2 separate regions of the Mus musculus genome follow, and region 1 is linked to region 2. A link is a loop called in an ENCODE intact Hi-C map of the cell type or tissue named here. Cell type or tissue: gastrocnemius. All regions are shown on one strand. Links, peaks and the distances in the headings refer to the core of each region. The heading gives the core; the rest is flanking DNA.

Region 1 (7,671 bases), core at 3,372-5,871, 560 kb before region 2:
GAGCACAGGTAACAGGCTTGAAAGCAATGACGTGAATGCCGCGTTTTCCATCCACGATCAGACGTCTCTGATCATGGTCACTAGGTCACTGGTCTTTTTTTGTTTCCTTTTGGAAACAGGATTGTGCTCTGTAGCTCAGGCTGGCCTCCAATTGATCCTCTGCCTCAGCCTCCCCAGGGCTAACATTAAAGGTATGTATCATTTTTTTTCCAGCACAGTCTTGTATCCCCAGCTGAATGGGGTGCTAGCTAGGAGTCAGGGAACAGGCCTGAAGGGAGTCCATCTAACATGTCATTAGCATATTGAGTCAAACAATTGTGGCAACAAAGTGGGTGGAGCATGATGGTCCCTGGTCCTTCGCCAGAGTCCCTGTATATGTATCAAGCCGTGCACACCCACAAGGAGGGCTTGGTTTTGAATCCCATTTTATTTCCTTCCTCGGTTTTCTTAGTCCTGATGCAGTCAAAGAGATTTCCAAGCGTCTTTAGAATTTTTCACCTCGAAGTAATCTGTTGTGACTTGTATTCTGAGAAATTAGATGCAAATGAGGTTTGACTTGCAAATCTTCTCTGGACACAGAGGGTATCACACTGAGAACCCCACTTCTTCTCCGTGGCTCCTTTCCTATATACGTTCTTCAAGCTCCAAAGGCATTCTTTTAAAAACCCGGAAATGCTCACTTCAAAAGCACTAATTTTGAATTACTTTCATTACTGTCATCCGGCTATTAAAATCAAAATGGTAGCCTGCTCGCAGTTACGCGAGAAAGGCAGGCTGTCTGATGTTCAGTCTTCTCATTTCTCCTTCAATGCAAGGACATTTACACTGCATTTAAGCTATTTTGTTGTCTGATTTTAAAAAACAGACACTGTCAGAATCCTCAGCTATAGGCTTTCATCTTACCATTGGTGACTGCAAAGCAGGCTTTGCAGGTTGAGAGGCCTGCCAGTCTTTACCTAGCTTCTCTGTTTGTAGGTGGGGGAGCCCTCCAGAATCCAGTCTGTCGGTACCCCATAAGCCACCCACCTGAGACTTATCATTTGGGGAGAATTTCCAGAAGGAAATGACCGGCAGCCACTGCCCTCGTGGGGACCTGTTCTTTCTGCCAATGGAGGAGGGTCCATTGCTCTTGCATCTTAAGCAGAGCTAAGCAACTTGACTGGCGGCCAGGCCAGGCGGGAGGAAACCAGGTGAGCTGGCTGAGTAGGTTTGTGGGGCATGTTTTACTTCTGCCTGTTCCACATCAGCTCCCAGGAGGAATGTGACAATAAAGTCATCTGATCAAAGGTGTAAGATGGAGAACCAACGGAGCCGGAGGAGTCCCCTTTGCCCTCGTAAGGCAATGACCAGCACAGGAGCTCAAGCTGAAAAGCAGCAGGAGCCAGAGGCACAGATGCATGCTCTCAGTGGTAACATCTGTGGAGCCTGAGGCAGGAGGATTGTAAGTTCAAGGCCAGTCTGGTCAACTCAGAAAGAGCTTGTCTCAAATGAAATTCTTTTTTTGTTTGTTTTCTAGAGCATTATCCTAGCATGCATGAGGCCCTAAACTCAACCCCCAGTATAAGAAATAAATAGAAAAGGCACCTGGGTGTATGGAATATCCTACTACATCTTGCAGACTCCGTCTTAGACTCTGGGAGCACACCGTCCCAGGGTGCTGCCGTCACAGTTTGTCCCAGTATGTACTCAGTGGCGTTCAGTGGATTATACTGAATTAGCATAGTGCAAATAGAAAAATCAAGTGACTTGAGCCAGATGTGACCTTCCTGCATGCCACCTTCCCTGGGCCTGTCTTTAGAGACTGTGGCATCCCTCGTCCTTATTGGCACCAGGTTAGGCCTTTGCCATCGATCTTTGCAGTTCGCTGCAAGAAGTCTCTGCTTCCTTTCTCAGCCACCGGCCAGTCAAAGCCAGGACAATAACTAGTCTAAGCCAGGTTGCTCTCAAAACTGCTGTTTGCTGGAGGTGGAGAGAAGGCCCAGTGGCTAAGAGCACTTGTTGCTTTTGTAGAGGATCCCGGTTTGATTTTTCAGCACCCATGTGGTGGCTCACAAGCACCCATGATTTCCGTCCAGGGAATCTGACACCATCTTTGCAACTCCGCAAGCACCAGGCACGCACCTGGCACGTATACTTGCAGGCAAAACTCTCATCCACATAAAACATAATTATCTTTAAAAAAAATGGTGTTTTTTAAAGTTACTTCTTCATGGAAAGGCTTGACACTGGCCTGTACTCTTCAGGATTACGCTGAAGAGCTGACATGAGCCCACGGGGCCTACTTGGTGTAACACTGCTGCTTCTTCCAGTCTCCTACGCATATACTCCCTATCCCCAGTGATCAGCACCCCCCCCCCATCCTCCTATGCCTCCAAGCTTTTCCCAAGATGCCCCTTGGTTGACTGGGTCTCACATCCCTCCTCTACTCCATCCCATACTTCCGTGTCTTCCCACTGTGTTTCTGAGTCCGTTACTATAGAAGTGTCCCTAACTTTCCCGGACCCTGTTTCGGACTCTCTCTGTGCCCCAGACAGGCCTCTGCCAGAAAGCCGGTGTCACTGTGGGGGTGTGAACTGCTTGGTGCAGAAAGTACCAGGATGGTGTAGACTATGGGATCTCTTAGGGAAGCCTATGTGCTATCTGCCGGCGCTCGGCATGGTGCCTGGTACAAACGGTGTCCCCAACAAATACTAAGGGATTGAATGAGGAGATCCAGGGCCTGGGAGAAAGGAGTGGAGAAAATTGCCTGTGCTGCCGTGCAGGCCGTGGAGCTGGCTCTTGTCCTCTCTGAGAACCTGTGTTTCACCTTCACTGCCTTCTCCCCTTCCTTGGTGTGCTCCATATTCCAGCACAGAACCACTTCTGCTGAAGGATGCAGCACTGTTGGGGAGAGAGGCATGATCTCAAAGGTATGCTTGTTCATCTCTCTCTTGACCCATTTCTGCCTAAGTGTCTAAAGCTCTAGTTGTATTGGATACTGTGTGATATACACTCTACGAACAGGAAAACAATAAGAAAAAACGAAGTGTGTGCCTGGGGGAACCACGGTTTTAAAATAGTGCCAAATTGCGTATGGTAGTGCATGCCTATGACCCTACCTGGGAGGGCCCCGGCACTCTAGAGGTAGAGGCCAAGAGATCAGGAGTTTAAGGCTAACCTCAGCTACCTAACAATTAAGACCACATTGGGTTACATCAGACCCCATCACAAAAACCGAAAACAAACAGAAAAGAAAGCAGTACCTATAATATAAAAGTACCACCTGAGGTTATAATGAGCATCTTCAGACTGAGTGCAGATGATATTTAAGTCCACCGACTTCCCAACTCCCTCTGCATACCCACAGAGAGGTCAGATTGGCCAGCTGGCTTGTCCCCCTTTCTACCTCCGATCCATCCCTGCCCGGCTCTGTGCCATAAGACCAGGGCATCTATGGCTTGACTTAGGCACTTATTGGCTTGGGCCGCCACACAGAATGTCTACTAGTGAACTGCAGGGGTGGAGAAGTTTGTGTTTGCTTCCAGATTCCAGGTCAACAGAACTTCTAGCCAGAGCACAAAGGACTGGAACTAGGCAAGTTTCCTTAGGGAGTGTGGTCTTTGTAGCTCTGAGAGAGTTGTCTTTATAAATGCCACCATTCCAAAAACAGAGGAAGCCGGAGAGGAGTCTAGACTGTGGGGGTGACACTGGGTCTCTTGGGACACATGTAGATGATGCCAGGTGACACTTTCTTACGGCCCCACTACCAGCCTCTTTATCCACACCCACTCAACCGATTTAGTCCCTGGCAATGAACTTAACCAACGATGGCCCCCCAAACACTGTCTCCCTGATGTAACCTTCTTCATGCCATCTGGGGTGCTTTATTCTTTTATTCTGATGCCTAAACAACTAGTTTGGACCATGCCATCTCTCAGAAAAATCGTCACTACAAATCAACAGCTGCAGGATAAAGAATGTTCTAACTGTTTGCCTCACACGGGGGTCAAACACAGTGCTAAGCACTTCCACATGCGCTGCCTAATTTAATCTTCCTTAAAACCCTGAGGTAGCAAGCACAATGCTCTTCGTCGGATAGATAACAAACTGATTACTGAGAAGTTTCGAAATTTGCCCAAGGTTACACTCATTCTTGACTGCCAAGGCGGAGATTTAGACTTGAAGACGCCAGGATGCTTGCCCTTAACCACCAGACACGACTACTGTGAGAACTCAGTCAAACCTGTCATCCCCTTTAACCCTGAATTTCCTTCAGTGAAAATCAGAGGGCAAGATGAAATCTTTTGAAAAAGTCCCAGTTGTCCCTGACGCTGCACAAGTTCTCCTGAAGAGCCGGGTTTACCCCGGCTTACCAGTAGATGGCGCACAGCCAGCAATACAATCAGCTTGCAGCCGCTCCAGGGGGAAGCGTGATTTCCTCTGAGCTTTGCCTGACCGGCGTGGGAATGGAATGGAAATGTGTTCCCAGTGGTAAATGGTGCAAACCCACACAACTTCCACGTGGTAGAGCCGAGAGCTTAGCGAGTGAGATTGACTCGTAAGGGCACGACACTGCCGTAGCTGCTGTTCAATTGACAGGAGACCCTGGGGGTCCTCTCAGTGACTCCTGCCATCTCTCCCCTTCTGAGGAGATAGGACATGCACTCAAAAGAATTAAGTAGCTGCTTGCCACACCAGCACGAGTTTTCTTAACCAATGAAAGAGACAGTTATTGTCACCAACTCAAACCCACTTTATAAGACTCCGGGGAAGCCTCAGACAGCCAGCCCCATGCCCATGTTTGGAAATAAACTGGGCGTGGCTTCCTCCCAACACCCCCACCCCCACCCCACCCCCCGCCGATAGATTTGTGGTTGTGTTCGCTGGCTTCCTACAGAGGCTTTGAGTCTCTAGCTGGACATTTCAAGGAGAACCAGAGACTATAGACAGCTTCACAACACACATGCCAGGAAATGCTGGGCCCCCGAGAAGCCACAGACTTGTCCTCAGTATATGGTTAGAGTAAGAGACATGCTGGTCACACTAACTATGCCTGGCACATCGCCATGTCCTGAGACAAACCCTGAAAGATGGAAATGGGACTTCAATAGAGACCTGCGAAGGGAAGGGAAAATGGTGAGAACAAGGCTTCTTCCACCTTAACGTTCAGCATGTGCGCTCTTGTGCACACAGGTCGGGTCATAAAACTGGTAGTAACATCCGCACATTGTCGTCTTCCAAGGAGAGTGGGTAAAGCTGAAGGAGGCAGGCGGATCTGTTTCATGAGAGTACAGAATCTCAAACTGCAAGGTTACTGTTACCTCTGCCCCTACTGCAGTATAAACCTGTATTCATCTGGAAGTATCTGGAAGGAGATGCTGGCTCCCCAACGTTCCTTCAGTAGCCACAGCTCCCCCACTCTGCTTCACCCACAAGCAGAGTAAGAAATGGGCCCACAGTCTGGGCTAACTTCTATTTAAGCAAAGCAGTAAAATTGTTTGCCAGCAAGAAGTACATCTTCCCAGTCATCACGCTCTTTGTAACAGTTTTCTAAGTTTTTACACTGGAAGAGAAACAAGGCCTATCAGCTATTGAAAAGTAATTTTTAAAAAGTAAAACGATTAATCTGGGTGCTGTGTGGCACATGCCTACAATTGCTGTACTTGGGAGGCTGAGCCAGGAGGACTGCTGGGGGTTCAAATGGAGCACAGGCTACACAGCAAAATCCTGTCTTAAGAGAAAAAGAAAAGAAGAAAGAAAATAAAAATATCTCTTTGAAAGCCACTGAGGTTGGTGTAAGATTGAGGAGTTCTCAGTCCCTCTTCAGCAAGTTTGCCCAGACTCTGAGGAGCTGGAAGGCTCTGAATCCAGCATCAACATGCCAGTGGGGGGCAATTAGCCCTGAGTCAGGGCTGCATGTCGGGAGCTGATAGGACTTTAATGGATACGTCCCACTGTGGGAAGAAATCTGCTTTTCCACTACCTCCTGGTCAATGACCATGGCTTGCCTGTGTTTATGAGCCTGGAGTCTTGTCAGACTGATCAAGTAAAAAGATACGTGTGGCTCCTTGGATCCGACCATCTCCCCTGGAACTGACTGCTCTTCCCAATGCCACAATGTCAGCTGCACGAGAACAAAGCTCGAAGACATTGCTTGAGGAGAACCAAGACACCATCTGGTGGTCGTCTCCTATAAATCTTCCCCTCACGGGCAAATAAATGCCTTGCACAAAGGAAACTGGCTTTGTGATTTGTAGGCTGCAGGGAACCAGGCTGTGTGACCAGGGAACCAAAACTAGACACGTCTCAGAATAGCCAGCTTTCTGGAGTGATTTAAAGTACTTAAACTTTAAAGTTTATTGGCTGATTTAAAGTACTTGTTTATTTCGTTTTGGGGGTGCTGCTATTTGAATCCAGGGCCTTGGGTATGCTAAGTACAGGCTCTACCATGGATCCACCCCTACCCCAAATTTTATATCAGCATCTGAAACAGGAAGCCCAGAGGCAGCTTCCATCTGAGGAAACTCTCAGCATGAAACAAAGAATCTTTGGATGGCCCAGTGTCCCCCTCTGGTTGTGAGGGTTCTTAGAAGGCAAATGTACCCAAGAAATCCTAGTCTGTAGACATTTTTCCTCCCGTCAGTGTGTTGCGGTAAATCAGAGCAGATGTTCACCTCCTGTCTATCAGGTTCCTCTCCTCTTGGAAAACCCTCTCCACTCACTGAAGGCCATTTTTATGAGAGTAGTGCATCACAGACTTAGCCTTCTCCACATCCAGCCTCTCGCCTTGGGCTCCCTGACCACAGACTGCCCTTTGTCCTCTTTGGCAGATGGCAGTGACTAAAGCGACCTCAAGTTGACATTTCTTGATCAGCGGCCACAGAGCAAGGCTGTCCTTGGGGCAGAATTTCCAAGCAAGTGAAGTCCTTCTCTGGGAGTCCCTTTGTCCCTCACTCCAGCTGCATGGCCTGCCCCCCTGCCCACTCCTTTCTAGCCCCACACTGTCCCTGTGTCCTCACAAGGTGTGAAGTGCATATCCCGACTCTAGGAGTCCTGCTTGCTAGGAGGAAACACCATCGAGTGGCTGTTCTGTAAAACCTACCTGAGCCAAGGACTAGAATGTCTGTGATGAGCCAAGGACTAGAACGTCTGTGAGTGATTCATGAAGGGAATGGGAAGCTCAGAAAAGTGACTGTGGGCAGGTGATGCTTGCTTCAGCCTTTCCACCCACAGAGAGCCTCTAGTTACACACTGGCAAGACTGCCCTACAAGAAGGGCCACTCAGACCTGATCTCTGTACCCTATAAACCCACACCCCATTTCTCCCCAGTGTTGGGGCCCCCTGTGCCCATGAGCTGAGTCTCTTTTCTTCTTTCTCCTCCTGTAGTTAGCAGGCGTAAGTTTAGACTTGTCCGTTCTGAACTAAATAGCCGGGCGCTTCTCAGCAACGGATACTTCACGTTAATTAACAGGAAGGAGATGAACCAGGAACCAGTTCAAAACTTGTTCACTCGTGGCTGGGGGAGGGCAGGAAGCTAAGGATGTGAAGCAGGGTGCAGTGGAGCAGGGAGAAGCGAGGCGCGGGCTGACTTGGTTCCCTTTGTCTGAGACTAGGAAGGGGAGAAGAGAGGGAAGCTCCCCGTAATTAAAGCAAGCAGGGTCACCCACATACCCTAGTTGCAAAGCCGGAGG
Region 2 (7,671 bases), core at 2,648-5,147:
TAAGGTTTTATGGTTCAGGAAGCTTGGGAAATTGCCAGGATAATAAAGCTCCTTGAAGGGGACTTATGCCAACATCCCTGAACCTTGCTGGTCACTTTATAGGTGGCTTTGTTGTTGTTGTTTGTATATGTTTAATAGTTAGTGAATGATTTATATAGGAATTATTTTATTGGCTAAGTTATATCTTATTGATCCAAGCAACTAAACCACCAAGCTTTTAGAGATTTATGAGAAAAGGTAGTTAAAAGTCTTTAGTATGATTTTTTTTGAAAAAAATTATAACTTACTTAATTTAAAACTTATTTATTACTAACGAGCGCGTGAATCTTTAATTATATACTTAGACTATAGGCAAATGACACGAAAATAGACAGTAACAAAGATTGTACAAATCTTGTTTATCCCCCTTTTCCTCCTACAGAATGTGAAAACCTTTGCATCTTCTGATAGTCTAGCCAAGGTCCAAGAAGTAGCAAGCTGGCTTTTGGAAATGAATCAGGAACTGCTCTCTGTGGGCAGCAAAAGACGACGAACTGGAGGCTCTCTGAGAGGGAATGCTTCCTCAAGCCAGGTTGATGAGGGACAGATGAATCGCGTGGTTGAGGAGGATCCACAGCAGCAAGCGAGACATCAAGAGGAGGAGCACACTGCGCGGAATGGTGAACTTGTGGGTGCAAACCCTAGGCCTGGAGACCAGAACGATACCCAGCAAGGACAAGTGGAGGAAAATAATAACCGCTTTATTTCAGTAGATGAGGACTCTTCGGGAAATCAGGAAGAGCAAGAGGAAGATGAAGAGCATGCTGGGGAACAGGAGGAGGAAGAGGAGGAAGAGGAAGAGGAGGAGGAGATGGACCAGGAGAGTGATGATTTTGATCCGTCTGATGACAGTAGCAGAGAAGATGAACATACGCACAATAGCAATGTCACAAACTGCAGTAGTGTCTCGGACCTGCCCGCTCACCAGCTCTCCTCTCCATTCTATACAAAGACAACAAAAGTGAGTACCTTTAGTCCCCTTCCAGCTGGTATGCTACCTCGCTAGTTCAGTTATAGTGAAGTCATCCTTGCAATCTTCACATGCAGAACAACTTTAGTAAGTCAGTTTTAGTTTGTTAAAGGCTTTAGTGTTAGAAATACAGATACTAATAAGAAGTCAACTTAATTGCAAAACTAGGGGGTGCGGATTGATGTTGTTTACCACCAAAAAAAAAAAAATCACCAGCTTCACCTTTGCTGCCAGAGTGGTTTGGGTGAGTGTGCAGGGTTGGTGTGAAATATGATGTGTGTAAATTAAGTAATGAAGAATCTTATTTGCAGAGTAGCTAATGTAGTCACTGTCTGTCGTTTCACCAGCGTTAACTCTAATGGGTAAGTTAGTGGAAGTCACAGCAAATAGTTCTGCGTTGTTGTTCAGAAGTTAACCGTGGCTCATGGATGTCTAAGTAGACTAGCTTTCAGTTAACCTGTTCTAGGGATTGCATGGAGTGACAGGTCACTTGTTCTACACACATAAAAACAAACAGTCCACATCAGACATCCCTTTACTCATTTGCTGATTTTTAAATTTAACAATGAATCATTGGATTTAGTCTGTAAATACCTGTAAATTTAACAGTATCTCTTTCAATATGGTTTGACTTTAACTATAGTATCTAATACAGTTGGCTTAAAATTCAATTTGCTGAATCAGTTTTGTTTTTAGGTTGTAAAACAAACTGTCTCAGAGAACGTTTGTACCTCTAATCTCCAGAGCCTGGTCACGTTGTTTTATTTACTTGCTGGCATGGCTTAGGAAGGAAGTGGCATCAGGTCATGGCTCTCTCCCATTTAACTTTCTCAAAATGGAGGGTTTTGGTCTGGGCTGATTCTTAGTGTTTTGCCGTTCTTTTTATTTCCGTCATAGCAGTTTAGAAAATCCTCTAGCACTCTGGAGGGCAGGGCAGGAAGATTATGAATTCAAGGCAAGACATTCTCTCAATTGCTTAAAAGACGTTTTAAAAGTTACCTGTAGCTGTATTAAGACTTCACATATCGAAATCTATTAATAAGAAGAAATTTATACTAATTCAGTATTTTATTTTGGAGGCCTTTACATCTTTGATCATTATAAAACAACAGAATTGTACAGTATCCTAGGCTGCAGTTTCATTTCAGTCCGCAACGTGGGGCCTTAGAGAAGAGTAGGGCTGAGATGGGAATCCTACTGGAGAGGCAGGTGTGGCAGCCTCATCACTTAAGGCAGGAAGATTGTTGTAGATTTCAGGCTGGCCTGGGCTGTATAGTGGGTGTGAGTCTGGGATGGACTGTTCAGAAGACTTTTATCTTTGAAAGGAAGAAAACGTCTTCCACGTTCTCAGTTTGCTTTAAAAATGTCCCTGTAGAAGTCTCCAGCAATCCTGACCGCAGCTCCACTTAGTGTGTCATTCTGCAGCATTTCTGCATTAATGAGAAAAGGCGTGTGTTCTCTGTTGCATTGGTTTACTCTACAGAGCACAATGGAGACTGTCCAGACTAAGGGCAGTTTCCTGCCCTTGGTCATTGAGCTTTCCTTTTTTGTGAGTGTAGAGAAGACGGACAGCAGTTTTGACCTAACTGTGAAGTGGGCACCCTTAAGTGCTGAGTATAACAGTGGCCAGTGGTTCAAGGCAGACTTGTACTAGTTCTTAAAATTTCTGAACTCTTGACAGGTTTTTTGAGGTGCTTTCTGTCCAGGTGACTGACAGACCCATTTGGACTAACTCTTAGTTATAGGGAACAGTCTCTGCTCTTTATAAGAAAGCCATGTTTCCTCTTGGGGCCATTAAGTTTTGTTCTTAAGGGAATATGCCATAAGCAGTATAGAGTATATTAGATACTAGATAAACAGATCGGGAATTCTAATATTAAGTGTCAAGGCTAATTGTAGTCAATAATTGCTGCTTATTAAATACAAACTGTTTACACGTTCCTGAATAGATAAGTAAACAGGTTATAGGGAGCCCAATGGTTCACTCCACACCACACTTTCTTTCTCATGTTTAGATTTTTTTCTATTTTTCTTTTCTTGAGAATAGTTTTTTTTTAAATACAATATATTCTGATTATGCTTCCCCCCCCAACTTCTCCAAGATCCTTCTCACCTCCTTCCTGTCTGTACACCCCACCCTTTCTGTCATGTAAAGAAAAATAATAGACCATGATAAAACAAATCCAAATGAATAAGAATAGACATAACTGGCAAACAAACAGAAGCAAAAGAGCCAAAGCATGAGTAACACATACAGATGTAGAGACATAAACGCTTATACACATAGGAGTCCATAAAAACAAAGACCTGGAAGCCATAGTATATATGCATAGGGTCTGTAGGGTTAAAAAGATGAAGCTTTGACAAAACATTGTGAGACAGAGAACCTCCATGGATGCCATGTAGTTTGTTTGTGTTGATCATCTACTGCTGGGCACTGGACCAACCCTTAAGAGTGGTTTGTTTCCTCAGTGAGACTCTGTTGGAACAAAGTAATTATCAATTGCAAATAGCTTCTAGGTTTGCAATGGGGCTCTGTCTACTTTTCCTCTCAGTGCTGGGACCCCATCTGGCACAGACCTGTGCATGTTCTGAGTAACAAGACTTTCTAAGAACCCTTTCTCTTTCCGTGTGCTATGCTGCCCCCTATGGTAGGATGTAACACACAGTACAGCAGAGTTTCCAAGTTTGATAATGAACCCCCTGAGAACTCAGCTAGCTGCTTTTCTTGTGGTGTTAACCTGACTTTATTGAAGATATGAGGCCACAAGACCTAAGTTGTAAGAGGAAGGAAGGATCAGGAAAAAAGGAATTGGAGGCTCTGGAGTCTATTCTATGCTAGCTGTTTTTCTCTGTGTGACAAGTCTTCACCAAGTTCTAGAGTCAGTTTGCTTTGCCAGTTATGAGTGTTTGTCTTTGCAGGTTTAACTGTGCCAGCTTACTATATCTTTTTTTTTCCCTAAATTATTCTCTCAAGAGATTCTCAGATCATATTGAATCTTTGGCATGTGATAATTTAAAATACAGATTATTAACGTTTGCTTCTGCTTTATCTTTATCAGCTCACTTTCAGCTAACAGGAAAAGCAAATGGAGCTACAGAGGTCAGGTCTTTATCCTCTTGATTTTTTTCGTGAAAACAAGCATGTTTGAGAAGTCATTTCTGTAGTAACTCCATTCTTTATCTCTAATTATTAGATTCTTCCTAGTGATGGTTTTTATCCATTTGCTTCTAGGAAGAACTCCATATACACAGGCATACACATGAATACATATGCAAAGTAGATAGAGAATACATTGTGTCTTTGAGCTCTAAACAGTAGAGGATGAGCAGGGTCTAGTTGCAAGTGCCTATAGTCATGGCGACCAGAGAGAAGGGCTTTAGACCATAAACTTAAAGTAAACAGGTTTGTGGGGGCTCTACTGGAGCTGGAACTACCAGAAAACTCTATATAATAATGTGACCAACAGCTGAAACTTAAAGGGAAGCTAGGTTATACTCTAGAGAATGATGTTCTCCTCAGAAAGTCCATGGCTTAGTTCTGTCCATAACTCTAAACTCCCAAGTTGTATTAGGTCTAGGTATGTCCAGAGAGCAGTTGTCTTATATAACATTTGCTATTATGCACAGCCCTGTGAGTGGCTGTGTCCTTTCCTTGTAAATGAGAAGAAATGGAAACATGGTGAGGTCTGCTTAATTTGATTCAGAATCTGGGGGAGATGATGGCAGGGAAAAGGCAGGCTGTGAAGGATGAGGTAGGTTCCCTAAACACGGGGAACTGTAGCTTGTGGTGCCTGAACGTGGACTCTTGACTCTTTCACTGACTATACGACCATGTGTGATAGATAGCCTTATTGAACTTTTCTTTATCTGTACAATGATTACCTTTTTTTAGAAGTTTTTCAAGGATTAAGTAAAATCAAATATATGAAGTAGGTAGCATGATGCCTGAGAAACGAGGCTAGTGTGTTCCCATAGGCCGGTGACCTGGCTTTGTATCTCTCCCTTAAAATACAATTCATTCTCTATAACACGTATATCTTTTTGTGATTTTCAGTGTTCAGTCATTATGTCACTGCTAACATACAAAAGATATGGAGAAATAAGCAGAAAATAGGTTAATACTTTAACAAAATGCATGCAAGTAGTTGAACTTAATAAACTGGGCTTCAGTAAAAAGAATATAAGCTCTAATCAAAGTGTTGCCAGATCTTGTCAGTCATCAGGCTATAAGCTATTACTTGGAGTAGAATTTGTCAGTGCATCTGTACTTTTTCCAAACTTTAACTGTAAAGTTTCTGCTTACATGCTCTGTAATCCTTGCATTTGATTGATAAAGTCAATGTCAAATTGTGGTAAATTTCTAATTAATTTCTCTTAATACAGTTTTTAAAATATTTAACATTGTTTGAAACTATATTTGCTCAATATATATATGTGAATCAGATTATTTTTAATCTATATTCCATTCACTGAAAGTAGTGAAAAGAATATCTTAATTAAGAGCTTTCTCTGTAAACTAAAGATATTTTCCCTATAGAACATGTTACCTTAGCACTTGAGAAGCAGAGGCAGGCATTTCTCTAGGCCAGCCATAGCTACTTGATGAGACCGTGTCTCAAAAACAAAAACAGAATGGGGAATTTTAAAACTTGAGTACAAATGATATCATTGAGTACAAATGATAAACTTCTAAAATATGTATTAGTACCAAGCAGAGTTATTCCAAGATGTTTTTGAGGCAGATCGCTTTATATGTATAATTACAAGGGCAGTCTTTTTAATGTTATTTTGTTGGTGGTAAGGAAGATGGTATGTAGAATAAGCATGCAGTCTTCAGGATGAATTTCATTTTAGTTTTGATATATAACTTCAGTATTCTTAAGTATCATAGCAGGCATTTGTTAGTATCAGAAAATATAGATGTAACTGCTAGGAACCACTTATTTTACCTAGGCTTTTGTGTAACTTTTCTAATGCATAATAGAGGGTTAGAGAAAAAGGTTTTCTTCCCAAGAACTGGCACATGCCCTTAAAGGAGGGAGAGAAGTGAGACTAGAAAGTGTCACTCACTTGTGTAGTGGGAAGGGTGGGTGCTTTGCTGTCTGGCCTTGATCAGATTCCACATCTCAGACACACTTGGAGCTCTGGCAAATTCTAGCTAGGTCAGCTGACTCCATTGCTTTCTGAGTTTGGCTAGCATGGGGCTCTATTTCATTTATGTTTGTGCGTACTTCATGCATGTGGGTACTTTAGAACTTAGAACAGGTACTAGATCCTCTGAAGCTGGAGTTAAGACAGCCCTTGGTGCCTGGTGGGGATTCTGGGAATAGTACTCAGGATCTTTGGCAGACCAGAAGGTGCTTTAACTCCTGAGCCATTTCTTAAGCTGAAAAGTTTTTTAGTATGTAGTTTCCTGAACAAATTCTTTAGTGTGGCCCTGAAAGCTTCTGGCTCTCCATGTGTCTGTCACATTTCTATTGTTGTAAAGAGATGCCATAACCAAGGCAACTTATGAATGAAAGCATTCAGTTGGGGACTTGCTTACATCATGGTAGAGAGTGTGGTGGCAGGCAGACAGACAGGCATAGCACTGAGCAAGTAGCTGAGAGCTCACATCTGACCCTCAAGCACAAAAGACTAGGTCTGGTGGTGTGTGCATTGAACCCTCACCCCACCCCCACATCCCACGATTAATTTCTCTAACAAGGGCACACCTCCTAATCTTTCTCAAACAGTTTTATAAAACAGGACCAAACATACAAATATATGAACTAGTGGGGCTCATTCTCGTTCCAAGTATTATACCATGAAACATAAATAACTTTCATTGAGGGAGGGTGGAGGGGACACAGTTTGAGAATCCTGTTTTTAAAATAATTTTGAGGTGCCCAATGCTTTAGCAGGAAGGCAATAGTACTCTCCTTTTCCTTCCCTGCTCCCGACTCTCCATTTATATAGACCTGTTACTATAAGTTATTCTGTAATGGAAACTGACAAGGAGACTGGGCTCATCAGCTCCAAATGTAAGGTCATCACTCAGCTTTATGTTTAACAGTTCTTTATGTTAACCTCTGTAGTGAGAATTTTGGTTTATTAAAAAAAAATTCAATTTTGTTGTGTGACTATGTTTTTTGTTTTAATCCCAGGTGTGGGATCAGAGGCTGCTTCACAGCAGGTGATTATGATTTGCCTTGTGCACTACCAGGGGCGTGTTTTTTTTTTTTTTTTTTTTACCAGCTACAGATAGTTTAATTCTGGGGACTCTAGAGAAGGTATAAATGCCAGATCCCCAAGAAGGCTGCTGCTCCTTCTCCTGCTCCTGGTTGATATTGTTGTAGTTTGAAGAGAAGAAGTTGGAGAAATCTTGCTGATGAAAATTGGACTTGCCCCCCAAATCCAGCATCCCTAGTCACCAGGAAGTAGTCTATTTTGTTGGCTGAAAGAGGTCTTCACCCCTCTCCCCTCTAACCTTTTCTCCTATATAGTGTTCAGGGTTGGAAGGGGTTAGGGTGGAATAAGGGTTGGAAGAGAGGTAGAGATAAAAGAACCCAATAAAATAGTAAAAAACAAAATAGCACCAACTGACCTCTTTCTGGTCATTGTGTTTCCATGTAGAGTACTGACATCTCTGTAGTCTTCAGTAGAAGACTGCTGTTATA

Evidence for each region. Hi-C counts contacts between places; a loop is a spot of excess contacts. Peaks named below come from ENCODE experiments on the same cell type or tissue, not always from the same donor. Only the 100,000 strongest peaks of a DNase experiment are listed, where the experiment ranks them.
Region 1: it touches region 2 in a loop (2.9-fold over the local background); 9 of 42 quality-filtered maps call a loop at or near these places.

Annotation. Positions count from the first base shown.
Region 1 is chr3:84,340,780-84,348,450 of GRCm38, forward strand. No RefSeq gene overlaps it. Among named protein-coding and RNA genes, the nearest start is that of 4930565D16Rik, 35 kb to the right of the region's middle. In gastrocnemius, for the core only: a CTCF peak has its summit at 4,357 (motif pointing right); DNase peaks (open chromatin) are centred at 4,375 and 5,012; H3K4me3 peaks cover 1,082 bases; H3K27ac peaks cover 720 bases.
Region 2 is chr3:84,903,080-84,910,750 of GRCm38, forward strand. Fbxw7 (F-box and WD-40 domain protein 7) reads left to right here. Exons shown (of 14, transcript NM_001177773.1): 4 at 422-1,000. The coding sequence starts at 491. Among named protein-coding and RNA genes, the nearest start is that of Gm40080, 28 kb to the left of the region's middle. In gastrocnemius, for the core only: a CTCF peak has its summit at 3,660; a DNase peak (open chromatin) is centred at 3,624.